Linked DNA regions of Homo sapiens: region 2 is linked to region 1. The links are chromatin loops, found by intact Hi-C in ENCODE. Cell type or tissue: psoas muscle. All regions are shown on one strand. Links, peaks and the distances in the headings refer to the core of each region. The heading gives the core; the rest is flanking DNA.

Region 1 (14,968 bases), core at 4,397-12,396:
TTGTTTCAGGCAGCACAAATAATTGAGGGGAGGAAGAGCAGGAGGCAGGTCTGTCTGCCTCGGCAGTCAGAGCCTCACTCCGTCTTACTGCCCAGACAGAGAACAATGAGCTTTCCAGAGATGTCCCAGAGAGCTGCATAGCTGGGACCACACTGGCTGGGACAAGAGGCCAGGTGGGTGGAAGGGGGTGCATTCTCAATGTCAAGAGTCAGGGGACATGTGTTCCTGTCCTGCCTCTGCCAGCATGGGAAACTTCCTTAGCCTCTTGCTCATCTTTAACATGGTTTTGAAACATGGCCCTGCCTGTCACAGGATAACAGGGATTGGCTGAGCTGAGACTCTGAGGGGTTGCTTTTGTGGGGATCATGCTTTCCGAGTCCACAGATGGGGGTGGCACTCCTGCACAGACATGCAGGCACCCGCCAAGACACTCACGCCAGGCACAGCCACCCTGTGAATAGGAGACAGTATTTTCTGCCTGGTTCTGGGAGCGTTTCCTGGGTGGTGGGCTACATTTTGTAGGTGACAACGGGCCTCCTGACCCATCCTATAGTGAGTCCACGGCAGGCGGGTCTGCACCAGGTCCCTACTCAAGGCTGCTCGGTCCAGGAGCCGGGCTCTGGAGCCAGTCCGCCTGGATTCTGGTCCTGACTCTGCCTTATGTTAACTGTGTGACCATGGACCTATCTGTGCCTCAGTTTTCTCAGCTATAAAAGGGAGACCATGGCAGCACTTCCCTTATGGGCAGGTTGTAGGAGTAAATAAGTCAATTGTGTAAAGCACTTAGAACAGTGCTGAGCACATCATAAGCACCCAGCAAACGGCATTCAGTAATCACTAAGCAAACACTGGCTGCCAACAGAAATGAAGCTCCGTGCCAGCAGTAGGGCCCAGGTGGAGGGAGGGCAGAAGACCCTGCAGGCACCCCTTCAGCCCCGGGGAAGGAGGATGAAGAGCTGGGTGACAGTTATGTCAGCCCAGGAGCCTTGCAGATGGCCTCAGGGCTCGCAGGCCAGCATCTGCAATTTGGGCCGAGGTGAATTCAAATCCCTCTTCTCCTGTGGTCGGGAGGGCCAAGTCTCCCCTTGTGGTCAGTCAAGGCTGGGACAGATACACCCAGGCCTGTCCCCAACCACAGGGAGACACAAGCCCCCGGGGAGTTTTGCCCTGATGGGGAGGAAGAGTAGCCAGCCTGAGGCCCCCAGACCATCTTTCCAACATTTGCTGATGATTTGGATGATCCTAAGTAGGAACCCTCTGGACAGAAGCCTCTCCTCTGTCTCTGCCCTCTCCCCGCTGCCTGCCATCTCCTGAGTGACTTTGTGCTGAACACTCCTAAGCATATAAGGATGAGTGAGAAGCGGTCCCCACCCTGAGGGCTTACAATCTAGTGTGGGTTGGGGGAAAGGGGGCTTGAATAAGACCCATCGCCAATGACTGGACATAGGGCAGCTAGAGACAGAGCTCAGGAATGGCACAGGTATGGCCCAGGCTCTTGCCCAGGGGGCAGCCGAAGGGGAAGCCAGGACGGCTTCACGCAGACATGCATCTGAGGATCCCTGAAAAACCTCGAATGATTTACCTCGAAACAAAACTGAACCAGCCCAAAGTGAAGCAAGGCGAGAAGATCCAGATTTTGAGTCCTATTTTTGTTGAACCCCAGACCTAATCACAGGTGGGAAGGGATTGCCAGGGCTGGGCCTTGAGGGTGTTGCTCAGAACCTGACTTGGCATCTGCTCCCTTCCAGGGAGCTGATATGGAGGCCGCTGCAGCCGAGGGGAGCTGGTCCCACGTCTGCCCCTAACTGGCGCTGGGACATAGGAGGTCCCTGGGCCTCTCTGGGTGGCTTCTCTAACAGGAGCTGCTGCACCAGCTCAGCTCCAAGCCCCTTTCATCCCCAGCAGTCTAGGGTGCTATGAAAAGTCCTAGACTTATGGTCCTAAGGGTCCCTGCTTTTCAGCGGTAGGATAAATGCAAACTAAACGTTAAGCACCTCCAAAGCTTCTCTTGCCACCAAAATGCAGTCTGCAACAGGAAAATGCCAGGTTGTAATGCTGCCTTGTACTGCTCCCTAGGCGGCCTCTTCCTTGACCTTTCTGATGTAGGGACGGAGCCACTTGGCTGGGAGGGGTCAGGCAGGTGGTTAAAGGCACGGGCTGTGGGTGGGGCTGCTGGGGAGAAATCATGGCCTCACATGCCAGTAGCTGGGTGCCTTTGGGTGAGTTACATAGCTCCTCTGTGCCTTAGTTCCCTCACCTTTAAAACGGGAACACTAATTATACCTCTCTAAAGACTGTTTGAGGATGAAATGAGTTAATATGTGTAAAAGCTCAGAGCTCATTTCTGACTGGTTGTGTGTGCACTTGTGTTTCCTAATCTTGTATGCATGTGTGTGTGTGTGTGCACGTGTCCTATTCTTGTGTGCATGTGTGTTGTGTGTACTCTTCTCTAACTTCTTCATGGACAGTGGCCACGTTCAATTCTTCTGCCCCCTCCTGATGCTCAGCATGAACCCTCCTGCTGAAGGCTGGCAGGGGTTGGGGGCAGGACAGGTGGTACATGTCTTGGAAGTCCCAGAGGCCTGTCCCTGCGGCCTGAGGTGAGGGTGTGACTAACCCTGTCTGGGCCCTGGCTCCCTGGGGGTTCTATTTATAGAACTGGAGAGGGAGCAGATGGGATCAGATTGCAGCTCTGTGGGCCGAGGCCTGTCTCCTGCCTGCAGACCTGCCTGCCTCTCCTCCCAAGCTGTGGACAGAACTGCCATGGAGGATCGGGTGTCCTGGTCCCCTCTGGGTCTCTGCCCAGGCTTGTCTGTCCCCTCCTTCTTCCCGGCAGGGCTACAGCCTGTGTTTATGGCTGGGAGCCACGCCTGGCCCATGGGCCTGCCTGCCAGCTCCTGTCTGCTCTTGCGCAGGCCACTAACAGTTGGCCACATGACATCCACAGCCCCATGGCCTCTTCTTCATGGACACCGATCACCTTTCAGACATGAGTGGCCAGGGCAGGCTGTGGCCACGGAGGGTTTGCTGTGAGGTCGGTATGGATTGAGGTGCTGGGGCCACTGGCAATCAGAGGCTGGCTGTGGCACCCTGCAGCCAGATGGAGTGGGGGCGGCCTGCAGGCCAAGAACGGGGTGCCTCGCACGCCTCCCATGTGGGGACTGACTGAGCAAAGAGAGAGAAAATAACCCAGTTCTTGTCCTCAAGCAGCCCACAGTTATCTTCAATTTTTTTAAATTTTTGTTTATTTATTAGTTATTTATTTATTGAGACGGAGTCTCGCTGTGTCGCCAGCCTGGAGTGCAGTGGCGCGATCTCGACTCACTGCAACCTCTGCCTCCCAGGTTCAAGCAATTCTCTTGTCTCAGACTTCTGAGTCTGAGTAGCTGGGACTACAGGCGCATGCTATCACGTCCAGCTACTTATTTTCAATTAAAAAAAATTTTTTTTGTCTGGTCAGTAAAATTACATTTAGGGGCACATGTTCCTATTACTGCTCTATTTCTTTATAAGTAAAATACATTCAAAATGTACACTTATGCAGCAGTGCCCTATAACGTTGTATGTGGTATAAGTAATATGTAAACAAATGTAGGTGCAAGGAGGCTCTGTATGTCCTCCCTAATCCCAGGGAATGAGCCTTAAGAAGCCCCAAGGAAGTGCACACACACCCTGGAGACCTTTGCCCCATGGGAGGGCCAGGCAGTGGACTAAAGTGTTTAAGGTCTCCTGACAAGGGTACTGACTTCGGACAGCGGGGACTGGGAGGATTCCTGCAGGAGGTGGGCCTGAGCCGAACTTTGACGAATTGAGAGTGAGCCCAAGAAAAGCGCTTCAGAAAGAGGGGCCTGCATTGAGCAAACGGGGCCCAAGATAGCCCAGAGTGCAAGGACCCATCAACAGTGCATGTCCCTGGGTGAACGAGTATGTGCCCACAGCCAGCACCAGGGCTCAGCAAGCCACAAGTGAAAACATAAATTCTTGCACACAGCCTGGCCAACATGGTGATACCCCATCTCTACTAAAAATACAAAAATTACCTGGGTGTGTTGGCACGTGCCTGTAATCCCAGCTACTCCGGAGGCTGAAGCAGGAGAATCGCTTGAACCTGGGAGGCGGAGGTTGCAGTGAGCCGAGATCGCGCCACTGCACTCCAGCCTGGGCGACAGAGTGAGACTCCGTCTCAAACAAACAAACAAAAACAAAAAAATTCTCGCACAGAACTCTTTTCTAGACTGAAAACGTGTAGAGAGGGAAAGAGGAAGGACCTGGATCTGGGGTCTACTCTGAGTATCTTCTCACTGGGAGGTACTGGACACGCCAGTCCTTTCTCTAACCTGTTTCATCAAGTGTAAAATGAAAATACCGATTTTCCCTCAAGGGCATGAAGTAGCCAAGGGCCATATACACCTGGGGCATTGCGCTGTGGCTGGGATGTTTCTGGGAGTTCTTCCCCTGTGGTCTTTTTCTCATGTGCTCGTTGTCCACCCCCCGCCCCCACTTCCCTGAGCTTTGGGAGGGCAAGATTGCTGTGTGTTGTTCCACATGCACCCAGAACCCCACACCATGCCTGGCACACTGTAGAGGTTCTGTGCATCTCTCTGCCTGACTGCACACACCACTGGAGCCTATGTAGCCTCTGGGGGCAGAAATCCTTCCAAAATGCAGTACAAAATCAGATCCTCATCCAGCACCCCAGGGATCACCCCAACCTGCCTGGGGTCCATCTTCAGTTTTCACAGAGCCTTTGTGTAAGCTCTGCCTCTTCTCTCATCCTCAGGACTTTGTGGGCGCTGTCTGTCTGCCTGCTCACCTCTTAAAGCCCCCCAGGTCCTGCTAATTCGCTGCTGACGAAATCGAAAGAGCACAGCATCGAGAAAGTGCAAAGCCAACTCAGAATGGAGAAAAGTTCAGGAAATCATATAACTGATAAGGGGACCTGTTTCTAAATATCTGAAGAACTCTTACACCTCGGTATTAAAAAGACAAACAACCTACATAAAGTGGGCAAAAGACTGGAAAAGACACTTCTCCAAAAAAGATATACAAATGCACATGAAAAGATGTTCAGCATCATTAGCCCTCAGGGAAATGCAAATGAAAACCACAATGAGATACCACTTCACACCCACTAGGATGGCTACAATGATATATTTTTTTAAAAGACAGGGAGGATGTGGAGAAATCAGAACCCTCCTACACTGCTGCTGGGATTGTAAAATGGTGCAGGCACCGTGGAGAACAGCCTGGGAATTCTTCAAAACGTTAAACAGTTTCTATATGACCCAGCAACTCCACTCCTAGCTATATATCCAAGAGAAGGAAGAATGTATATCCACACAAAAACATTTTCACCCATTATTCATAATACCCAAAAAGTGGAAACAATTCAAACGTCCATCAACTGAGGAATGGTTAAACAAAATGTGGCCTATCCATCCGGTGGATTAATATTCAGCCATAAAGAGAACTAAGTATGCATCCAACAGGGGTGAACCTTGAAAGCATTAAGGGAAAGAAGCCAATTACAAAAGGCCAGACATTACATAATTACACTTATATAAATGTCTAGAATAAACAAATCAATAGAGACAGAAAGTAGATTAGTGGTGGCCAGAATGGGGGATTTGGAGAAAATGGGGAGTGATCCTCACGGGTACACCATGCAACTCACCATTTGAATGGGTGAATTGCGTGGTGATGTGAGGCATAGCTCAGTAAGGTTATTTAAAAAGTTGTTACCTAAAATAAAAAAGGAAATTGAGGTATGGCAGACTGCTACTAGTGTGTGTAAACCAAGAGTAAACATGTTTTGGATGACAGCTTAAGCGCGCTCCATGAGCCTATGTCATTGGATGGATTTTGTAACACCAATGTTGGTGGCTGCTGTGGTTTGGAGGTTTGTCCCCCAAAAACCTCATGTTGAATTCTGATCTCCAATACTGGAGGTGCACCTAATAAGAGGTGTTTGGGTCATGGGGGTGGATTCCCTCCCTGGCTGGGGGGAGGGCAGAGGAGCAAGTAAGTTCCCTGTTAGTTCTCACTGTATTAGTTTCCTCGAGAGCAGCTTGTTAAAAAGAGCCTGCCACCTCCCTACCCTCTCTCTCTCTCTTACTTCCTCTCTCCCCAGGTGATCTCTGCACACATGGTGCACATGAAGAAATGGGGCTCAGGAAGGTGAAGTGACTTGCCCAGGCCACCAGCTAGCAAGTGGTCAGGTGGGATATGAATCCACTCCTCTGCTGGGCCCTTGCTGGCTGACCTTGCAGGTTACTAAGGTGACTGATCCTGAATAAATCCAGAGCATTCAAATGTTTGTCTTCCTTTTGAAAAACACCTTTTCTCTTTACAAATTCCCCAGCTTCAGGTATTCCTTTATAGCAACACAAAGACCACACTAGCACAGTGGCTCTGCAACCTTCTGAAGTTATGTCCTATTTGTTTTCCACATAATTGAGGTTCCTAAGCCCCGTGACCTCTGGACAAGTGAGGCTTATATAATCAGTACCATTACCTGTTGTTGTTGTAAAAATGGTGCCTTGGGCTAAACTGTTCTCTTGGCCTTTGCTCACACAGCTATTTCTCTGCCATCCATGCAAGCCATTCCAGGGCCCAGGGGATGATGTGTGTGTGCCAAGTGCTGGGGTCTGAGGTCCACCCCACCAGCTCCCAGGTCAGTGAACAGGGCAGATGTGTTCCAGGGGGAGTGGGGGAGGCACCGTCTGCTGCTCACCCACATGGCTGAGGGTTTATAGAAGGATGTGCAGGTGGAAACATGCACACAGCTGCAGATCTGCTAAGTGGGGCATTAGGTCCCTCTTCCTCCTAAAGTCATCCCTTCCCTAACCAGGCAGAGGATCATTTCAGCCCCTGGGATTCTCTAAATAACACAGCTGAAGCCACAATTGGTCACTGAGAGCTTCCCTAGCCAGGCCAGGCCACTCCCCACAATGCAGCCAACAGGACACGGGCTCAGCAAAACGTTAGAACACTCTGGATTTATTCAGGATCAGTCACCTTAGTAAACTGCAAGGTCAGCCAGCAAGGGCCCAGCAGAGGGATGGAATTTCATATCCCACCAGACCACTTGCTAGCTGGCGGCCCGGCCAAGTCACTTCACCTTCCTGAGCCCCATTTCCTCATCTGCACTATGGGCTGATGTTCCTCACCTTAATGAGGTGTGGCAAGGATTATATGAGACAAATAAAGTGCTACGCTCTGAGCCTGTTAAATTTACTCATTTTTAATTCTATTCCTCTCTAGGATATTTTGTAAATCTTTTTGTCTGGGTAAAGCAGAAATAGATGCACCCAAATCAATACACGGTGTTCTCTGCCTAATGGAAAAATTTACTTTAAAATCTTCTAAAAATGTGCTCTAAGATAATGGCCTGGAGGTACATGCCCATTTCTCCCCAAGACAATCGGAGGAAAAGACCTGCTACTATTTGGGACTTGGGAGTGGGAAGAAGAAGGGGGAAGAGCAGAGCAGAAGATCTGGGGTGGAGGGAAGAGTAGGAGGACCTGCTGCTCAGGGCCACAGCCCTGGTGGCTGGGCACTGGGGCACTGGGGTCGGCACTGGGCTCCTTGAGCCCTCTAGGGGATGCTGGTCCCAACATCTGGTTCCCTGCCGAGGACAGTCATGCCACTGGGGTCTCCAGGCCACTTACCCTTGCAAGGATCAAGCCTATACCAACTGCTCCTCTGCCTCCATGGCCCTCCAGAGCAATACGTCTCACTGGACAGTACTGTTTTCTTTCCTGTCTATCTTCTCCCCCACTCCAAGCTCCTCAAGGTGAGAACTAAGTAAAACTCACTTTTGCAAACCCCAGCACTTAGGACACATCAGGTCAAACTTGAGCTGCATCAGGGTCACCTGGAGGACTGATGAAAACATATTGCTGGGCTCCACATCCAGAATTGCTGGTGCTGCTGGTGTGGGGACCACACTTTGAAAACCACTGCAGTAGCTGCTCAGGAAAGGGCTGTGGACGGAGTCAATGAACTAACCACTCACTTGCATGCAAGAGCAACTCAGTTTTGACTTTTTTTTTCCCTGGGTCTTTACAGTTGGCCCAGCTCCCAGCCCACTTGGTCCAGAAAGTCCTCCCTGCTCACGGGGGCTTCGAGTATCCATGCTGTCTCTGAGCTCCTCTAGATCTTGAGGGTCACATGCATATGCTCTGTCCCTACGTACCCCTTGGCTGCCCAGAGCTGGGTCTCTCAGGTGAGAAGAAGGCAATCAGAGTCATTGTGGCATTGTTAGCTGAGTCAATAAAACAAACCCCATGGGGACCACTCCCTGGCTACATGTGGGTCATTAGGCCCACTGCAGGCTGGGGAGAGGAGCAGTTCTAGGGGACCATGAAGATCTTGGGGATCCAGGAGCCCCCTAACACCCTGACTGGGAGGATATTCCCAGAGGACAGAGTTTCCTGGCTGAGCAAGAATCCAGATGGCCTGCCTGCCATCCAGGAATCTCTCACTAGCATGCTTTGACAGCCCAGTCTGGGAGAACTGCTCACTGGGACAGTTCATTACTACCCATCGCCAGCGTATGGGAAGGATGATGGTCAGTGCTGGTTGGGAAGGGGAAGAGGAAAGCCCAACAGTCAGCACCAAGGCCAGGGGCTTGAAGCAGCGGAGGCGGGTGGGGCATGCTCAAGCCCTAGGGTCCCTATGCTGCACAACTTTAGGAGGTGCCATTTACATAGTAATCCCTGTGGAGAGTGCCCTCTGGAGGCGTGCAGTGCACAGTCTGTGCAGTTCTATGCAATAGTCCATCCTGCCAAACCTCCTCTGACAAATTCTCTTATTTGTTATTCCCAGAGTACCTGCTGTGTACCCAGCATGAAGCAAGGCGCCGGGGCCATGCAGGTGGCCAAAGATGACCTGCCCTTTTAAGGCTCTTAGGAGAAAGGCCAGCTACACAATGCAGGAAGAAGCAAAGTGCTGGAATGAGGGGATGACCGGGCGCTATGGAGCCAGGGAGGAGGGCTTTAGTTTGCCCAGGGAGGCCAGGGAGCTGGCTTGTGGGGGCAGCCAGCTCCCTATGGGCCAGTTAATCCAGCCAGGTTGGAGGCCATCAGGCAGTGGCAGCTGAATCTGCAGCCTCAGCGTCTGGAGCTGGGTGGTTTCTTGCTTTCCAGGGAGACCTGGAGCTGCACAAACCCTGGGACTGGTGGGTCTTGTGGGCTGTGGCTGCCCCCACCCCTCCCCTTGTTATGGCACAGGATTTGCTGAATCAGGGATGGGCCTCATCCCTGCTCCTGGGCAGGGTGAGCCGTGGGGTTAGGAAAGGGCAGAGTTAGCCAAGACACACAGAGGCAGCTCAGCATGTCTGCCATGGAGCTCGGCCTGCCTCACATCACCTGATTTTTGGGCTTAGGGATGCATGCCTTATCCTGGTTTGCCCAGCTGCTGCACTGCCTTTTTCTGGAAGCCTCGGAGGGGCCCTCCCCTGCCCCTCAGTGGCCTCTTTCTTTGGATTCCCAGGGATACTGGAAATCGGCCTCCACCCTCTAACCGCTCTGCATGGGAAGAGTCATGTAGCCACTTCTCAACCACCTGCCATGGGCCAGCTCCAACTTTTGCAAGAGCTCTGACTTTTGCAACAGCTTTGATGTTCGCCAGGGTCCCAAGAGCTCAAAAGTCTGGTCCAGGCAGCCCGGGGAGCAGCTCCTGGCCTCCACCTGGGCCTAGGACAGGGAGGACTTCACGCTCTGGGACTAACTCTGCACTTTTTGTCACATTAACATTGGCTGCACACACTGGTTCTCTTGTCTGTCACCTCATTGGATGGGGGCCAATAAAAAACTCATTTCTGTGCCTCTAACACCTACCGGGGCCTAGCACACAGTAAGTGCTCAATACATTTTTGTGGTTTGAATGATTTAAGGACTAGATTCTAAGGGGAGTATTTGTGAGTTGGGAGGGGAGTATTTGTGAGTCATAGCTGTTCTCCCCAGAACCTAGCTGGGGCTCTCTTGTACTCAGTGGTGATGAAATAATAATACTATGAGTTTCTAATCCCTTCTGCAGCTTGGTGACATTGTTAGACCTGGCCAAGCATTTCGCTATTTGATAAACTTAGTAACACTGAGGACTTATGCAAAGATGAATGTAAACACTGGAAATAAATATTAACAAAGAGACTGCTGCAGATCTGGTCAAAGTGAAAATCAAACACCAGATCTAAGGTGCATTGAGGTGCAGCCTGGTATGGGGGTACTCATGGAAGGAGGCTTCAGGGATGCTGAGTCAATGGCTTCAGGGTTTTTGGAGGCTCCTGGGCCAGGGCATGGCAACCATTTGGAGGGTTCTGCCCAGTCCCCATTAGGTGGGGGTGTCAGGGCAGGTGAGGCCCAGCTGCTGCCATTGGCAGATGTGCTGTCTCCTTGGCCCTTCCAAACCTGGGTCTGCCTGATCTATGTCTCTGGCCACTTCCCACCCAAAGCTCTTGCTTGCTTTCTGCTTAGGTTATAGGCTTAATCTTTTTGCCTGGGAAGTGCCTTCCCCGCAAGTAGCAAAATTCAACAGGAAGGCCCAGTGCCTTTACAAGGCAGAATTAATTTCCCTGCCTCTGGCCCCTTGGCTCTGCAGCACAGGTAACAGGATGCAACTAGCATACGGTGGTGTGTACTTTCCCTTAGAGGTCCCAGGGGTAGGTGGTGGGGGGCCCTACTCCCCACCATCTCGATCACCCTTCCCCACATGCTAATGTTAGTATTAAAACTAACACCCTTGGATATGAACAATCTACATCTCCCAGTCAGGTAAAGTGAATAACAGCTTCTGCAAAGTCTTTCCCATTTTATGGATCTGAAATTTACAATATAAGTCAAAAGCAGCGCACATTTTATGCAAATAAGAAGTTTTCAGGGAAGTCCCCCACCCTGTGACTGCCCCATGTAGAAACTCCGGGCCTCCCCTACAGCATGAATTCCGTCTTCCCCAACAGAGAGGAGCGGGGCAGGCACATCCCAGCACCTAACAAATGCCTGGCATGGGCACAGCTGCAATAACCAGGAGTCAAATGCAGAGAAGTGCCAGCGAGGCGAAGTCGGGGATCGTGCCTGTGGATGTGGGCACAGGGTTTGACCTGCAGAAGGCTATAATTCCTTCTACTTTGCAGAAGAGAAAACTGAGGCCCAGTCAGGTTAAAGGTCCTCCTCTGGGCCCCGAGTTGGCTCTTGCCTGCCCCGGATCCACTGTGCCCTGGGCCCATCCAGTCCCTGCATTCAAGCTGCCTCTGGGGTGGGGAGGGTCTGTGGCTCATTGCTCAGGATGTGAGTAACAGCCAGTCACCCAGTCAGCACCAGACTCTGGTGTCTTCTGCTTTCTTCTGCTTCAGTTTTCTGTCTCCTCACTGAGCTGCTCCAACTCATACTTTCCAGCCCCTCATTCTCAGGCTGTTTCTGCAAATCCAGGGCTGCCCCCTATCCTAGAACCCCTAGGCTTCATTCTTACTGGGCCTGGGGTCCAGGAAGCCCCACCTGATCCCAGGTCCCTTTTGCTATCCCACCCCTAGCCTCCCACAGCTGACCTGAGGGCAGAGAGGCCAGAGGATGCCAGTCTCAAATCATGGTTTAAAAGCTCACTTATAGCCACACACATCTAATTGGTAGATTTCTATTTTTCTCTGTGGGCATTTTCCCTTTCTGATGGACTCTTACAAACGTTTTACTGTTATATTTCTTGTAATACTGCCTGGAATCATTATTTAGACATCATTAAAAAATTATTATCTTTTTAAAAGGAAGGCTGAGAAGTTCCTACAAAAGAGAATACAGAAAACTCAAGCACACTCGAGCCAATCCCCGCAGAAATACACGTGCGCGCAAGTTTCGTCTGATGGAAAAGAGTTTACCGTCACACAACTGTGCAAAATAAAAGTGAATGAATAATTTAGAGAGCTTTTTACAAACAGCTAGATTTTCGAATCATTCCAGAAAAATCTGGTTCATTTACTTGCAGCAGCAGTTCCGTGCTAAACCAATGCAGAAATGGTTACCAATAAGAAAAATTTACAATTCCCAATGGGCCTGCATTCCACAGAAATGCATCATAAACATTAACATCCTTAAACACACACACACACACACACACACACACACACACACACACACGCAACTGTGTGTGATAAATCCTTGAACCCCTGAAATTTAAAAGCCTCCTGACTTAATAACCTGGACTCCCTTTCCTCCAAAGGGGGCCATGAAAACGTGCAGCTGATACATATTTCCCATTTCATACTGCACTTTTTGCAGCCTGTTCCAAGGCAGTACAGATCTCTGGGAGGTGTCGAGTTCCTCGGACCTCCTGGAGATTCAAGGGGCACCCTCCAGCAGGGCAGGGGTCAGGTGGTGAGGGAGCTGGTGGGAGGGGTTTGCACACGACCCATGCCCCCTTGGATCTGCGTCCTAGCCAGACTTACCAACAGCAGGCTGGTGCGACATCCGGCTGACGTGAGGGTCTGAGGCTCTCAGGTCACTCGACAGCCTCACCGTGAGGTGAGCCACCCTTTCTGGCTCAGTCTCCAACCAGGACAGCCTGGCTTTGGTTCTGACTCTCGGTTTCTCAGGAGGCGAGGGCCCTGCCAGGGTCTTGCACAGCCAGCTGCCTCCCGCAGCCTGCACGCCAGCTCTTGGCCACAGGGGCTGGACCGGGAGTGGTGACTGATGCTTGGTTGGAGAGTGCACTGAGAGAGCGCAGCTCTGGCCTGCTGCTTCCTGCTCGGGGAGGAAACCTCACGGGTGATAATTAGTGGCTCAGACTCAAGTCTCTTTGCTACAGGAACTGAGGTGGGACGACCAGTAGAACCCAGGATGCATAAAATGAATAAATGTCATCTAACGCGCGCACACACACGTGAGCGAGAGAGAGAAAGGGAGAGAGGCGTTTACTCTTCGGGATACAAAGGCAAACATAATGGCTGCAGAAAGTGGCAATTTATCAATTTCTGTGGGGGAAATTTATTGCAGTCACCATGGCTGCCACTGGCTTAGTGATAATGCTGTCAGCATTTGGTGCCCACAAAGGCTTCATTGTCATCTTTACTTGCTTGTCAGTGCTCACAGTGGGGAGAAAGACGGACAGACAGACAGACAGACAGACCCACAAACAGATGACAGCACTTGTCTCCAGGGCAAAGCATGGACGGGGGCTGAAGAAGACACAGGCATGTTTCTGCTGGCTGGGGATGGCTTTTCAGTGGACCTTGGAGGCCACACCGGCAGCCCAAAGGAGGCTGGAGGTTTGGAAGCTTTTGCATTGTTGAAGTGAATTATGTGCAAGCCCATTCTTAGGGATAAGTGTATTCTATTGTTTTCAACTTGTTTGGAACCTAGCGATCTTGGAATAGGGCACATCTAAGTATCCCGGGCATCTTTATCTCAAGCCCACATGCAGAACCTGTTTTTCAGATCCCTGAGCATCTGATAAACAGGTTCTGGGCAGGTTTCCCCTATCATCACCAAACACCAAGCCAAGGCCTCATTGTTCTCTGACTGCTGTGGCCCCCTGGGTCTCCTCTCTTCTACTGGAGTGAAAGCCCCTGTGGGCAGGGCTAGATTCCTGAATCTCCGCGGAGTCTAACACAGGCCTGTAGGCAGGGACTGACTTCCACTACCCCTCCTTCCAGTCCCTGCCCACTCCACCCCCCACCACAGCCAATGGCATTCTTTCCATCTCCAATCTTGACAACCTCCTGGCCCATCCCAATCCCCCTTCCTTAAAGATCCAGCCCAAGGCCTTGGGCACTTAAGGCACCTGCCATCTCCCCCAACGCCCACCCCTGACAATCTCTCCCGGCTTTGAATTCAGACAGGCAGCTGTGTTAGTTGGGGGACCTAGCTGGACAGAGATGTGTGTGAATTCCGGTCCAGCCATGTGCTAGCTGTGTGACGTTGGGTAGGTTGCTTTCCCTCTCTGTCCTGATGATTAAACAGTGAATATGAAACCCCTAAACACATGTCTTCCTTAGGACTGTTCTTGTGTGCACCTTTCCTTGCTCTGCTGTGGCCACTCACTGCACGTGGCCCCTCTGCCACTCTGGGTGCTCTATGGTCAGCTGAGGGAGGGACCTAAGTGCCCTCCACCCCTGCACATCCTCACAGCCCCTCACATCGCTCTCTGCTTAGGTGAACTAATAATACAAAAATTAGCTGGGTGTGGTGGAGCACACCTGTAATCCCAGCTGCTCGGGAGGCTGAGGCACGAGAATTGCTTGAAATTGGGAGGCAGAGGTTGCAGTGAGCCGAGATGGCACCACTGTACTCCAGCCTAGGTGGACACCTGTTGAGCCAGCAGGTGTCAGGCAGTGCTTTCAAATATTTGTGAACACCAGAATCGCCCGGGCAGTTTAAGTGGGTGGGTTTCTGGGCAGCCCCAGGCCCAGAGTCTCTACTTCAGTGTGTTGGTGTGGGGTGGATAGGACTCTATTTTCCTGTCAAAGCTGCTGGGGGGTCTCCAGATCTCTTTGGAGAAGCTGCACTGTGAGGAAACCGCACCTGAGGAAAGCAAACCTTTCTGTTGCTTTTGAGAGTACAGGAGCTGGAGAGTACGCGTTCCTGGAGGGCTCCAGGTCAGCTGTGACAGCTGCCCCCTGGGGTTCTCACTGAGACCTTGGCTCTACCCTGAGCTCCCTCAGCCTTGAGACTTCTCCTCCTCTCAGCACCCCCCACAAGCCATGCCAGATGTTAAAGGTCATGGGAGGGTAAGCGGCAGCCCCAATGGAACTCACACCAGCACAGGTGACACAAGGTTTCCAGCCTCCAGCCTTCAGATCTGGGAACACCAGGAGGGCAGGGCTTTCCCAGATGCCTGCCCCTCCACCCACCCATCACCCTGATTTCTGGCTGCTGGGCCCAGCACTGTCTTGCTTCCTTCCCTTCCAGTTCCAGGCACCACCTTCTTTCTGGCCAGTCCAGAGACATCTCCAAGGGCCAGAGGGTCATCTCCAGAGGGC
Region 2 (14,968 bases), core at 2,756-10,755, 49 kb before region 1:
CATATTAGCAGAGCCTCGTTACGCGGAGAAGTCCAGGCTGCAGGTCAGGTGGAGTGGCTCTGCACTTGTCCGCCTTTGCCTACCCTTCAGCCACCAGGTGGCAGCAGAGTCTGTCTGGGCCTGGGAACTGATGAGGCCGAGCCGGTGTCAGTCATTTGTTAAGGACTGTGTTCAATAGGTTTGTCCCCCTGTAAGTCAGCCTTGGCGTCTGATAGCTGAAAGTCAAAGCCATCAGCTTGTAGATGGGGTGGCATGTTGTACTAGTGCTCAACAGCGACCATGCAATTGCTACTGCCTAAAATTTTATTTTTATTTTTATTATTTTTTTGAGGCGGAGTCTCACTCTGTCGCCCAGGCTGGAGTGCAGTGGCACGATCTCGGCTCACCGCAACCTCCGCCTCCCAGGTTCAAGCGAGTCTCCTGTCTCAGCCTCCTGAGTAGCTGGGATTACAAGCGTGCAATGCCACGCCAGGCTAATTTTTGTATTTTTAGTAGAGACAGGGTTTTGCCATGTTGGCCGGGTTGGTCTCGAACTCCTTACCTCAGGTGATCCACCCGCCTTCGCCTCCCAAAGTGCTGGCATTACAGGCATGAGCCACCACTCCCAGCCTAAAATTTTATTTTAAAAGTCAATGCTTAATTATTTCAAAGCCAATACCTAACTTTAGTCAGTTTTACCTCTATAGTCTTATTTCCTTCTTTTTCTTTTATACCACTCTATTTAATGATGGGCCATTTCTAAAAAGAAGACTAATAATGTGTCAACGCTTTGGAAAACGTCCCTGTATATTTGTTGAGGATTCCTTAAAGCTGAAGGTTGAAAGGTCGTGAGCCGGTTTCTATGGCTTCTGTGTTAAATGCTTCCTAGTACAACAATTGATAGGCAGCCTCCTCCATTTGGCCCAGGTGAGGTGCTTAAAAAATTCCTTCTCAAACCAATTGCAGGGAGACGTTCTTCTGCTTGGTGGAGGGGCTTGGAAGCTGTCCTTTAGCTTGGGCATATGTGAGCCTGTAAGCAGTGCCCAGAGCTTTGGGGTCAAATGGTGACTCCCATGCAGGGGCAGGGACGCAGGAATTACTTTGCAGAGGGAATGTCCCTCTTCCCTTCTGAAGACTGAATGTTCTCACACATAATTAGGCAATGCCAGTAACTCTTTGGATAGTGTACAAAACCCTATGTTTGTTTCTAGGTTATTTTAAAAATTAAGAAATCTCACTTTAAGGCAGCAGACAGAATAAAAACCAGTCTGCCCTGGTGCAGAGCGGTGCCTCTGTGGTCTCTCTTCCTGGCTTAGCTGGGTGTGGCTGACAGCAGAGAACTACTACCGGCAGAGGGCTGAGTTGGGGCTACGAGCGGGGCCTGAGACAAGGTCTAAAGTGGCAGGGTCTCTTTATAGCTCTGTGGACCCCCTTGGTGTCTAATTCCAGTCCCCAGTCCTGTCAAAGCCACCCTGCACTTTTTTTTTTTTTCTTGAGACGGAGTCTCACTCTGTCGCCAGGCTGGAGTGCAGTGGTACGATCTCGGCTCACTGCAACCTCCGCCTCCTGGGTTCAATCGATTCTCCTGCCTCAGCCTCCCAAGTAGCTGGGACTATAGGCGCGTGCCACCACGCCCAGCTAATTTTTGTATTTTTAGTAGAGATGAGGTTTCACCGTGTTGGCCAGGATGGTCTCGATCACTTGACCTCCTGATCTGCCCACGTCAGCCTCCCAAAGTGCTAGGATTACAGGCGTGAGCCACTGCGCCCGGCCACCCTGCGCTTTAATGCAGACACCACAGCTGGTAGACGCTTCCAGACTAAGATGTCAAGGAGACTTGGTTAAGTGCAAGATGGAACACAGAAGCTAAACCACAGGAGAGTAGAATCTTAAGAAGGCTGATTTGAGGCAGAGTACAGTATGTCCCTACCTTCTGGCTGCATGAGACCTCCTGACATAGCGCACATTCTGCAGCCTTAAGGCCCCCGTGTTTGCTAGAAATGCGTTGGGACCTGCCTGCAAAGGTCCTGGTAACTGGCCTTCCTCGGGCTCCAAGTCAAAGGGACAGAGTAGTTTCTAGAGCCAGCAATTCTCTCTGTATTCTCTCTTCCTCTCTTTCCAACATGTTGGCTTTTTCAGTGTCTTGGCCCAGGGTTGCTTATACACTTGAAAGTAGAGCAGCTTGAAGACAGATTATTTCGGTTTTCCCTGAAAGCCTTCGAGAGTCAGGGAAATTTTGCTAGAAGGCTTGAGGTGTAAGAGAGGGAGAGGAGGCTGGGGGCTGGAGTGACTCACCAAGGCTGAGGGGATGGAGCTTGTGGGTTCTACCATTGCCACGTGTCTTGTTCTGGGGAGGTGACTTGTCCTCAGAGGGGAATAGCTGACCCTAAGCAGGTGAGTGCCTCCTCTCCAGTCTCTGGCCTGAGCAAGGCCTGCGGCTTCCAGGTTCTGAGGGTGAGTGTCTAGCTTCTGGTGGATGGTGCTTTCTGCCAGTGTCGGGGTTGGAGCTTTCTCTGCTCTTACAATTCCACCCTTCCATCCACTTCCCGCCTTCAAAACTTGGATCAACTCTCTTGTCCTCGATGTCCTCTCTCTGGGTCTCTTTGTCTTCATGAGTTTATGTTTGTATTATCCCCTTACTCCCATCTTAATGGGGTTTTCAGAGGAGATGATGTAAATGAATAATCAGCCTCTCATGTTTAACTTTGGAAATCTGCTTGCTTGCTCTCTCCCTTACTTTTTTAAAATTGAAGTATACTGTAATCCCAGCACTTTGGGAGGCTGAGGTGGGTGGATCACGAGGTCAGGAGATAGAGACCACGGTGAAACCCCGTCTCTACTAAAAATACAAAAAATTAGCTGGGCGCAGTGGCAGGCGCCTGTAGTCCGAGCTACTCGGGAGGCTGAGGCAGGAGAATGGCGGGAACCCGGAAGGCGGAGCTTGCAGTGAGCCGAGATGGCGTCACTGCACTCCAGCCTGGGCGACAGAGTGAGACTCTGTCTCAAAAAAAAAAAAAAAATTGAAGTATAATTTACAGATGGTGAAATGCAAAGATCTTAGATATGCAGTTCTTTGGGTTTTGACAAGTGCACGACCCACATCTAAGTCAAGATGCAGAACATGCCCACCACCCCCAAAACCTCCTTTGTGCCATCACAGTCCCCTCTCTGCCCCTCTGTCATCACCCACCACTGCCCTCTGTCATCAGCCACTACTGCTGTGATTTCTGTCACCATAGGTAAATTTGGGCCTTCATTTTTGAATATTTGAGGGTAATGTATATGGTCCAAATCACTCTCCCAACACAACCAACTAACTGAAGACCAACTCTAATATTATAAGAAATTGGAATTTAAGTAAGAACAATGCCATTTTATTTTAAACACACACAGTTGCGTCCAAATCTAACCTCTTCCTTCAGGAGTAAGGAGAGAAGATGTGTTGTCTTCTAGAATTTCCTTCATAACCAGAACTTCATGTCAGTTAAAAATTTCTGCCATGAAAAAAAACTCAAGGAATCAAGAAAGAGCCTCAATGTCTTCGAACAAATATCACGTCTCCTCAGATCTTCCATGTCATATTCCCCTTTGTTGTTCTCAACAAAAACAGAGACTTCCCATCTTAAAAATGTATATGTGATGTCTTATTAAAAAAAAAAACATGTTATTAGCCCTGCTTTCAAATAACCCTCTAAAGTTGTATACTTGAGGGCAGAGGCCCTTGTGGTGGGGTTGTGGGAGAGGGTCTCGGGCGGTGTGTATGTATGTACATGGGAACCTGTGATGGTGAGCTGGTGGGGACTGAGGTGTGATAGTTGCCTGGTTTCTGGCTGGTAGGCACTTCCATTATGTGGATATTGCATATGTGACAAAAGCCATATTTCAAAATTTCAAGTATTTTTCCAGCAAGGTCCAGCAAGCTCTGCAGGACAAGCCATCAGAAGCGAGACTGAGCCAGGCATAAAACAGCCAGCATTTATCAAGTGCTTGCCCTGTCAGGCCTCACTAAAGCACTTTGCAGATATTTACTCACTACTGCTCACAACCCCTGTGAGGTAGGTACTAGTTATCTGCATCTTACAGATGGGGAAGGGGCACTTGGAGGTAAAGTGACCTGCCCGAGGTTTCCCAGCTCCTAAGTGATGGAGCCTGCCAGAACCAACCATCAGGAGGGACTTCGCAGGTGAAAGAAGGTTCTTCTGCTCACTGGGGGTACTAAGAAGAAATTCCTAGTCCATAGCTGGAGCAAGTGAAACCCTTCTTTGCCTTTCACTACTTGCTGATACCTCCTCAACAGAAGTCAGCTCAGAATTGCTGGAATGAACATCTCATGAGAACGGCCTCCCCTTCCCTTCCCACCGCCATTGCCCTGCTTTGGGCCTCATCATTTCTCATCCTGACCGCAGAGACACTCTCCCGTCTGGTGTCCTTCCCTGCAGACTCTCATCCACCGAGTCCAGCCTTCATGCCGCTGCCAGAGTGATCTTTTAAAAATGCAAGTCTGACTGCTGTATCCCTCCCTGTTCAGAACCATCGGATGGGTCCTTGTTTCCTTCCGAATCACGAGCACACTCTGGCATGGTGTAGTGGGGCTTCTTTGGTTTGATCTCTGGCTACATCTCCAGCTTCTCCTCCAGCTATGGAATTTGGCACCTCCTCCTGTCTCCCCCAGCTCTCCCCTGTCCCCTTACCCTGTTCTCTCTGGGCACACCATGCTGCCACTTTCTCAGACTTCCCACTCTGGTCTCTGAATGTTCCACCAGACTAGCATTCATCCTGGGAGGCACAACCAAGGACCATCTTGTCCTTAAGGTCCTTTCCATCCCACCTTCCCAGCACTTCACAGCCAGGAGACTGGTCCCTGCTCTCCTTTTCATCCTGCTGTGTGCTGGCCAGTCCTCTGGAGCACTGATCACACACTGTGGCCTTGCTTTTTTTTTTTTTTTTTTTTTTTGAGATGGAGTCCTGCTCTGTCACCAGGCTGGAGTGCGGCGGCATGATCTTGGCTCACTGCAGCCTCTGCCTCCTGGGTTCAAGCAATTCTCCTGTCTTAGCCTCCCAAGTAGCTGGGACTACAGGTGCCCACCACTATGCCCAGCTAATTTTTGTATTTTTAGTAGAGATGGGGTTTCACCATGTTGGCCAGGATGGTCTCGATCTCTTGACCTCGTGATCCGCCCGCCTTGGCCTCCCAAAGTGCTGGGATTACAGGCGTGAGCCACTGTGCCTGGCCGGCCTTGCTTTTTTATATACTGACCTTCCCCAAACGATGTGGCTCTCCCTGAGGTTGAAGATCAGGCTTACTCTTGCATCTCCATGGCCTGCACACACTGGGAGTTGATAAATGCAAGGGTCTGTTATTTCTGCATGAATGAATGGATTCACTTTCCTTGCTATACCATATACTCTTCTAAAAGTTACCAGGCTTTCTGGAACTTATATTAAGAAATTCAGATACCAGCAATAATATCCAGGTAACTCAGCCTCTGCCCAAATTGCTTGATGAGATTACCTGTGTCTCAGCACTAGGACCACAATTTTGGTTTCTTTTCCATTTTCTCCATGCCCTGACACAGTGTTGGATATCCACTACCTGTTTAAAATATATGTGCTGATTTGAGTTGGTCAGGTGTTGGGGGTGGGATACGACAGAGAAAATGGGGTCCCAGCTACTGAGGACGCAACACATGAACAGGGAAACGGGACAGATCCTCTTGGGAAAAAGCCCCACTGGGGCCAATTCCGGGGCCTTTTCCTCCACAGCCCGCAGAGATGCCTGTGCACTTCCCCCAAGAAGCTCCTCCAAGTTACGTGACCCTGATGAAGGTCTTCCTTCACCATATGATTTGTTACAGGAAAAATAAGGAAGGAATTTGGAAGCAGTTAAGGTCACTTTGTGCCGAGACTATCGCACTATATCATGTTAAATAAAATGTCAGGTGATAGTTATTGAGTCATTCTTTTCTAATGGTTTTATGCACAGTAGATAATTTTATTATCTACATATGATTTGGATTTGAATAAATTATCAGATTGTTAAGAATTTAATAAGAATATGTAAATACATTTGTATTCCCTATTTAAGTCAACCTAAGAATGAAATGATGAGAATAATGGTATTTTGTGAGGATGGTGGGGGCTTTTTGGTAGATGACCTCCTCTGATCTCCGCCACAATCCTGGAACACAGATATTACATCCCCTTCTTACAAATGAGAAAACTGAAGCTCAGACAGGTTAATTTGCCTAAGGTCTCCCATCCCAGAATACGGGTTCAAATTTTAGAGGTTTTTCACCTTATGCTACCTATAGATATTCAAATCTTAATTTATTCACATGAAATGATGGGTTAAATCGTTTACAAAATTATCAACCATAAGATTCTGTTGACAAATACCCATGAAATATTTACTTTTAAAAATGTCCTGTCCATGCATATGAATTTCAGTTTTAAACATGAAAAGTATTTTAGCTTTTAGGTTGCAAAAAAAAAAAAAACCAAAATCCCAAAACAACCCACCCACTATATGGAGAGTATACAAAATGAACACAGGCTGATGATGTACATCAGTGTTTCCGTATAGTAACAGGAAACCTGGAACGGTATTTTTGGGGTGGAGGTAATTTGGTAATGTATGCCCAGATAAAAATTATGCAAGCCCGGTGATCCACTGAGGCCTCTTGGGGGCTCTATGGGTGCAGTGACAGGGACGCAGGAGTGCAGGGAGGGGCTCTGGGTTGCCAGAGACCTGCTGTGGAGAAGTTTTCTGCCCTCAATAAGCCCTACAACTGTACACAGTTTGGTTTGAGTCCTATTTTCATCATCCGCAAAATTAGCCTACTTATGCCTTTGTGGTGTGTCAGCATTGAATATTGGGGTGTCGGCCAAGTGCTTAGCCAGGAGCCTGTCTGCGGCATGGCTCAGCCAGGCGGGATGTGACATTCCCTCGTGGTCAGTGAGGCATGCTGTCCTGGCTATGACGATTGGGAGGATGTGAAACTGAAGCTGGGTGCTGGCGAATCATGGAGGCAGCTGGGAACCTCAGTGTCTCAGGCTCAGTTCCTCAGCTGGGAATGAGAAAAGGGTGTGGCTTAGGAGAGGGGTAAGCCTGATGTCTAAAACCGCTTTCCTCTCATGGGTGAGCAAGTTGAAAAGCCAGATTCTACCAGGGAGGTGGCACAGGACGCCTTGGCTGTGCTCCCGGATGTGTGGGGCTGTTTCATCACACAGTTGCATGGGACTTGCTTGTGTGCTCAACTTTCCGGGATGTCCTGAGACTGGACTTTCCAGTTTCCAAGATTCAGTCCCATTGTCAAAGCCTAATATCTGATTTTTTGATTTGATTATATGGTGTAGAGAAGTGGAAAAATCCTCAAGTTTGGGTCATTAAACATTGTAAAATAGGGCCAGGTGCAGTGGCTCACACCTGTAATCCAAGCACTTTGGGAGGCTGAGGCGGTTGGATCATTTGAGGTCAGGAGTTCAAGACCAGGCTGGCCAACATGGTGAAACCCCATCTCTACTAAAAATACAAAAATTAGCTGGGCGTGGTGGTGGGCGCCTGTAATCTCAGCTACTCCAGAGGCTGGGGCAGGAGAATCGCTTGAACTCAGGAGGCAGAGGCTGCAGTGAGCCAAGATGGCGCCACTGCACTCCAGCCTGGGCAACAGGGCCAGACTCCCTCTCAAGAAAAAAACAAAAACAAAAACAAAAAAACCAAAAGAACCATTGTAAAATAGAAATGGATATGGGGAAGAGAGAGGGGGAGAAGGCAAAGCAGGAAGGAGGAGGCAGGAAGGGCAGAGCTGGCACCAAGGCAGGCCCTGGGCTGGATGCCCAGGAGTGTGGGCAGAGGGGGTGCAGCACTGAGAGGCGGACTGGAAGCTTCCATTGCCAAGCTCATGACAAAGAATGGGAGGCAGGGAGGAGGCCCACAGATCTTGCTGAGTGCTAAGCGCCTGCACCCCTGCCCCGAGCTACACCTTGGTGCCACTGTTGACAGTCAGCCCAAAGCCTCCAGGGAGATGTTCACCAGTGTCTCTCAGGGACTTGGGCTTCCTTCCCACCAAGGAAGAGGGAGAGAGACTAGGGCTGCCCTCCACTGTGAAGGACCCTGCTAATTATTCATGACATCCCCGCAGAGTGGCTGGACTGCCACAGCTTCCCCTGTGCCCATCCTCAAAGACAGCCTCAGAAGTGGACATCCGTCTTTCAGGAGGGGCTTAGAGGAGCTCTCCCAAGGACGAGCATGTTGTTTCCCCCCGCAGCCTTGAGTTTTGAAGAGTGAAGCGGGGGTGGTTAGTGATTCTAGGTTTAATGCTTCCACCCGATTGCCCATTTCATCACACTCCTCAGTATTATGACATTTGGATTATTTTTTAATCTTCTCTTCCCCTTTTTGTTGTTCTGCTGTTGAACCGATTATGCAGAACTGTGTGTTGATGTCTCTGTGGCACCTTCCCTCCAGGGATGCAGCTCTGTTTTCCAAACACCCCGCTTAATCCTCTTAGGAGGGAGGATGCACCGGGGTGCTCACCCTGTCCGTCAGGGCCGGCAGAGACGGACGCTTTACAGGTGTTTGTTAACCTGGACCATGCTGGACGGGAGGCTTGGAGGCACCAAGATGCCAAATCTCTTACCCATCCCTCCAGCCAGGCGTCTCAAGTGGCTAAAGAATAAATGCATGAAAATTAAGAGCCAGCTCTGCCTGCGAAAGAGAACAGGAGCAAGCTGGCTGTTGGCTGTCATCTGGAGTCACCTACTGGGAAGTGCCGAATCACCCCAGACCAAGGACAGGAAGGAGGCTTGGTGAGTGACAGTCCCACCCTGGCAGCGCCATGAACAGCAGTTCAAAGTGAAAACAGACTCCCTGCATCAGAGCCGACCTATTGGTATAAGAGATTTCACTTGCAGCCCAGCGGCGTTTGTGATAAATAGATCCACATAGGATTGCCTGGTTTCATTTTTCATGTATGTGGGCTTCTCGGGACACCTCTCACTTTCCCAACTTTTTATATCTTTTTTTTTTTCTTTGAGACGGAGTCTGGCTCTGTTGCCCAGGCTGGAGTGCAATGGCATGATCTCGGCTCCCTGCAACCTCCACCTCCTGGATTCAAGTGATTCTCCTGCCTCAGCCTCCCGAGTAGCTGGGATTGCAGGCGTCCACCACCACACCTGGCTACCAATTTTTATATCTTAATGGCCTTTCCAGAACTTTCCAGAACATGTACAACATGCTCCTAGTGGGCCTGGGGATGGTTGAGGGTGGGTAGCGCAGTAAGACAGTTACTGTTACTTCAGTTTTCTTTCAGGTCTTCTGGTTGAGTGAGGAAGAGGTTTCAGTTTGGTGATGGCAACGTCCTTAAGACTTCACTTGCTTCCCTCTCTCTGTTCTTTTGAGAGCGGGTCTCCACCAAGCATTTTAGCAGGTAAAAAATCTAGCTAGAATTTAATCATATTATTTTGTTTTTATTTATTTTGAGGTTGTAACTGCTTTAAGGTCTTATAGCCAGTAATAACGGTTTCCTATTCATGTTAGGATGTTTATTTAGCAAACGCTTATATAGCACTTACTCTGTGGAAGATCTGTTTTAAATACCTTAAAAAGAGAAACTGTTTTTTCTCTCTCTGTCATTCTCATTCTCTCTCTCTCTCTCTTTTTATTTTCTTTGTGGTAGGGTCTCACTCTGTCACCCCAGGCTGGAGTGCAGTGGCAGGATGGCAGCTCACTGCAGCCTCGACCACCCTGGCTCAAGCTATCCTCCCACCTCAGCCTAAGAGAAACTCTTGGAACGGAAAACCAAATACCACATATCCTCAGTTATAAGTGGGAGCTAAATGATGAGAACACGTGGACACAAAGAGGGGAACAGCAGACACCGAGGCCTACTTGAGGGTGGAAGTTGGGAGGAGGGAGAGGAGCAGAAAAGATAACTTTTGGGTACTGGGCTTAATACCCGGGTGATGAAATAATCTGTACAACAAACCCCCATGAGATGAGTTTTCCTGTGTAACACCGAACCTAAAATAAAAGCTAAAAATAAAATTAAGTTAAAAGAGAAGCTGTCATTTTTCTCATAACCTAATTACAAACCTATGTGGTAAGAACTATAATCACCCTCATTTTATAGCTGGGGAAACTGAGGCAAGAGGAGGTTAAATCGGGTTAGGAAGTAGTAGAAGTGGTGCTGAAACCCTGGCAGTGTGGCTCCAGATTTTGTGTTCCTTTTTTTTTTTTTACCATTTTTTTTTAGAGATAGCGTCTTGCTGTCAGCCAGGCCGGAGTGCTGTGGTGCAATCATGGCTCACTGCAGCCTTGACCTCCTGGACTCAAGTGATCCTCTCAACTCAGCCTCCTGAGAAGCTGGAACTACAGTTGTGCACTACCAGCTTGAGTAATATTTTAAAAAAATTTTTTGTAGAGATGGGGTCTCACTATGTTGCCCAAGCTGGTCTTGAACCCCTGGACTCCAGTGATCCTCCTGCCTCCCGGATTCCTGTGATTACAGGCCTGAGTCCCCATGTCTGGCCTGGATTTTGTGTTTTTAACCTCTGTGCTATGCTGCCTCTCCATAGGGAACATTAAAAATTAATGTTTTCAGGCCGGGCGCCGTGGCTCACGCATGTAATCCTAGCACTTTGGGAGGCCAAGGCAGGTGGATCACCTGAGGTCTGGAGTTCGAGATCAGTCTGGCCAACATGGTGAAACCCCATCTCTACTAAAAATACAAAAATTAGCCAGGTGTGGTGGTGGGCGCCTGTAATTCCAGCTACTCCAGAGGCTGAGGCAGGAGAATCGCTTGAACCCGGGAGGTGGAGTTTGCAGTGAGCTGAGATCGCACCATTGCACTCCAGCTTGGGAGACAGAGCGAGACTCCGTCTCCAAACAAACAAACAAACAAACAAACAAACAAACATTTTCAGGGAAAACAAGTGAGTAGATTTGAAGGAAACGTTGATATAAAGAAATGAGGTCCAAGCCTGGGTGGAAATGGCAGATATGGTGGAGGTGAACGGAAATGGATGCAGCGGCTGGCCACACTGGCAGATACAAGGAAGAAGGAGCTAGTGGATTAAGCACTTACTTGACCTCAGACACGGCACACTCCTCAACAGGGTCTCTGGAGCCTCAGCTAAACATTCCCGCGGGTTGATTCTGTAGTAGAGATACCTTGCCGGAACAGATGTATTTGTAGTAATACACACATGCACACACATATACTGCTGCTTTTGCTATTAGGTACCAGTCCTTTCCTTTCACCTTGGTGTCAGCCATAGGGTGGTTTTCAGCTCTGCTCAGAGATAAGCTGAGGAACTCCTCCAGGCCCTACGGATGGGGGTGGTGCTGGGCAGGGAGTCAAGGCCAGGCTACTCCTGAGGCCAAGCAAGGTCTTAACCAAGTATTGAAAAGTGACCTCAGGCCAGGTGCAGTGGCGCAGGCCTGTAATCCCAGCACTTTGGGAGGCCCAGGCAGGCGGATCACCTGAGGTCAGGAATTTGAGACCAGCCTGGCTAACATGGAGAAACCCCGTCTCTACTAAAAATACAAAAATCAGCCAGGCATGGTGGTGGGCACCTATAATCCCAGCTACTCAGGAGGCTGAGGCAGGAGAATCACTTGGACCTGGGAGGTGGAGGTTGCAGTGAGCTGAGATTGTGCCACTGCACTCCAGCCTGGGTGACAAGAGTGAGACTTTGTCTCAAAAAAAAAAAAAAAAAAAAAAAAGAGAAAAGTGACCTCAGTCTTCCTACTCAAAAAGGAAAGTGCTAGGTTCAAACATGACTGGACCATGATTCTCAAACTTCAGGGTTTACATAATGAAGAATTTAAATCTTAGAGATTGATTTGGATTTGGCAGCTCTTTATTTTACTAAGTATGGACATTAAAAACCAAACCACAGTTCCCTAAACAAAGTCCGACCACTGTCTATCATCACTATCAATACGTAAATGAAAGGAGATCCTAACACAGAAACATAGGGAGGAAATAAACTCCGAATAACCCGTGTGCGTGTGCATGTTTGCATGCATGTGCATATCACATTGCTTAAGATGATGAAAACTTCTCTGGGGAACAACATTGGCAGTATTGGGAACCACCGGCCTGGAGTGCCTGTCTGCTGTTTTTGCTGTCTCCTGTTGGCTGCCTTAACTATCTTAATTTAAAAATTACCTCCCTCAAGTCATACCAACAAGGTATTTCCTGGTTATCCTGAAATGGAAGGTCCTGATTATGGATTGTCCTGGCTCTTACTCTCTGCAGATTTTTTTTTTTTTACTTTAAATTCTGGGATACATGTGTAGAATGTGCAGGTTTATAGGTATACATGTGCCATGGTGGTTTGCCGCATCTATCAACCTGTCATCTGGGTTTTAAGCCCTGCATTCACTAGGTATTCATCCTAATGCTCTCCCTCCCCTTGCCCCCAACTCCTGACAGGCCCCAGTGTGTGATGTTCCCCTCCCTGTGTCCATGTGTTCTCATTGTTCAGCTCCCACTTATGAGTGAGAACATGTGGTGTTTGGTTTTCTGCTTTTGCGTTAGTTTACTGAGGATAATGGCTTCCAGCTTCATCCATGTCCCTGCAAAGGACATGGACTCATTCTTTTTCATGGCTGCATAGTATCCCATGGTGTATATGTGCCACATTTTCTTTATCCAGTGTATCATTGATGGACCTTTGGGTTGGTTCCAAGTCTTTGCTATTGTAAATAGTGCTCTCTGCAGATTTGTAAAAAGCCATTTCCCACTTGGCCCCATCACCAGTGGCGTAGAAAGTCCCAGGAGGCTGTGAACTTTGAGAGGACAGCCATGGTGTCTGCTCACTGCCCTATCCTAGGACCTAGCACAGGGCCTGGCGTAGGGCGGGCACACAATACCTATTTGTTGCATAACTGAATGAATGAACAGATGAATTGCTGATGAAAAAGAGAATTCAATTTTTAATTTGTATTCTTAGTGTGCAGATCTGATAAAGTCTTCATATAAAACACATTTGTGAATCATGAAACATGATAATCAAAAGTATACTGTGAACCTACCACACGACCTAGGAAGAAAACTTGGGTCTAGCTCCCCTATCCCATGCTCCTTGCTTCCCTAGAAATAAAAACCAGCTTGAATTTTGGGTTTATCATTCCCCTGCTTTTTTAAAGAATAGTTTTAAAAATCACGGGTCTACTTATTCCTAAACAATATTGTTTAATTTTTGCTGATTTCTGAGCATTATAAAAATGTTATCGTGGTATACAGTCTATCCTAAATTTTGCGTTTGCCAGCCTTGCTTCCTTAAAATATAGTTTCAAAAATCACATATGTATGTATTCCTAAATAATACACTGTTTCATTTTTGCTTGGTTTCTAAGGCTTATAAAAATGGTATCATATAGCATGTAGGTTTTTGATACTTGTTTTTTTCCCTGTCCATAATCATGTCTCTAAGTTTCACTGGAAGAATAGGTAATTTATTTTCATTGCTGAATAACAGGCCATCATCTGAATAGCACAATTTATTCATGCCCTCCTGTCAATGGAGTTTGGGGCAATTATGAACAATACTGAAATCAACACTCTTTTAAACAAATTTAGTTGCTAAAAAAGAAACCATTATGGCCAGGCGCGGTGGCTTATGCCTGTAATCCTAGCATTTTGGGAGGCCAAGGCAGGCTGATCACTTGAGGTCAGGAGTTTGAGACCAGCCTGGCTGACATGGTGAAACCCCATCTCTACTAAGAATACCAAAATCATCCAGGTATGGTAGTGGGCGCCTGTAGTCCCAGCTACTCCGAAGGCTGAGGCAGGAGAATCGCTTGAACCTAGGAGGTTCAGTGAGCCGAGATCGCGCCATTGCACTCTAGCCTGGGCGACAGAGTGACACTCCATCTCAAAAACAAAAACAAAAAACAAGCCAAAACCAAAACCAAAAAACACCGTTATACATATACGTGTATATATAGCATAAGACAAAATGAGAGGTTAACGAAATTACAAGATAAACACCTTTAAACATCCCCACATAAAGGAAGCTGACTCTGACCCCATAAGCCTGCCAGGCTCACTTTCCCAAATGCAATGCCACGCCCCTCCTCCAAGAGTAAACGCCAGCCTGGCTTTTGTGCTCATTGCCTCTTTTCTTTGCAGTTGTGCTCCCCATTACTGAATACCACAGATGAGCTGTGCCTTCCTCCCCTCCCCTCCCTTCCCTTTGCTTTTATGTCAAAATATTAGGCTGTCGTTTTCACCCGTGTGTTTCTCTGGCATGCTTTTATCGTCTGCAGGGATGTTATTCTACTTTTTATTTTTTCTTTGAATAACCGTGTGGGATTTGACTTCAATCCTTTTCTGCTACTTATGTTTACATAATATTAGATTTCCTGAACTTTTTGAAAGGAGGTATAATTTAAGGGTTTTTCTCATTTCACAATGGTAGAGCACTCTCTTCTGTTGTTTTTGTTCAGTATTTTAAAAATAGGGCACCTCACTTCCTGAGAACTTCCATTCCGTTCTCCCCTACTGTAGTCTGGGTTCTCTTTTTTGCTTTTCTCTATTTTCCTGAAGTGCTCAATTTGGAGTCTGTTCCCAGCTGGGGTTCTATTCTGGATAGGGGCTTGGGCTGGTTAGTTTGGAGTGTTTATTAGGCCCAGTCTTCCCTGGCCTCTTCTGACTTTACCTTTGGAACTCACATGCTTTTACTGAAGGATACAAATACCTCCCTGGGTCAGGTGCTGTCCTCCACCTGCCTGGTGGCTTTACAATAGTTGTTTCTTGATTATTTTAAAGTTCTTGTTGCAGGTGATCAGTGACTATCTGGGCCAGTAGCATGGGCAGTAAGAAGAATTTGCCAAGACAGTTGTAGGTTTAAAATAGGCAGATTTATTAGAGAAAGTAGGCAAATAGGTTGCAAGGATGCAACAGGCAGGTTAGCAAGAGAGGAACTGACTGCAAGGAAACATAGGCTTCCTGGGGATTTTATAGGATGGTGCTTGTGC

What was found. Hi-C counts contacts between places; a loop is a spot of excess contacts. Peaks named below come from ENCODE experiments on the same cell type or tissue, not always from the same donor. Only the 100,000 strongest peaks of a DNase experiment are listed, where the experiment ranks them.
Region 2: it touches region 1 in a loop (2.8-fold over the local background); 16 of 110 quality-filtered maps call a loop at or near these places.

What each region holds. Positions count from the first base shown.
Region 1 is chr2:119,228,503-119,243,470 of GRCh38, reverse strand. STEAP3 (STEAP3 metalloreductase) reads right to left here. Exons shown (of 6, transcript NM_182915.3): 2 at 12,437-12,851. The coding sequence starts at 12,458. Among named protein-coding and RNA genes, the nearest start is that of STEAP3, 12 kb to the right of the region's middle. RefSeq lists enhancers at 2,356-2,872, 2,873-3,389, 10,333-10,532 and a silencer at 8,762-8,811. In psoas muscle, for the core only: a CTCF peak has its summit at 8,729 (motif pointing left); a DNase peak (open chromatin) is centred at 9,570; H3K4me3 peaks cover 844 bases; H3K27ac peaks cover 7,712 bases.
Region 2 is chr2:119,276,190-119,291,157 of GRCh38, reverse strand. It overlaps a transcript of C2orf76 not described here. Among named protein-coding and RNA genes, the nearest start is that of STEAP3-AS1, 35 kb to the right of the region's middle. In psoas muscle, for the core only: no CTCF peak of the experiment used is centred there; DNase peaks (open chromatin) are centred at 6,917 and 7,837; H3K4me3 peaks cover 353 bases; H3K27ac peaks cover 2,554 bases.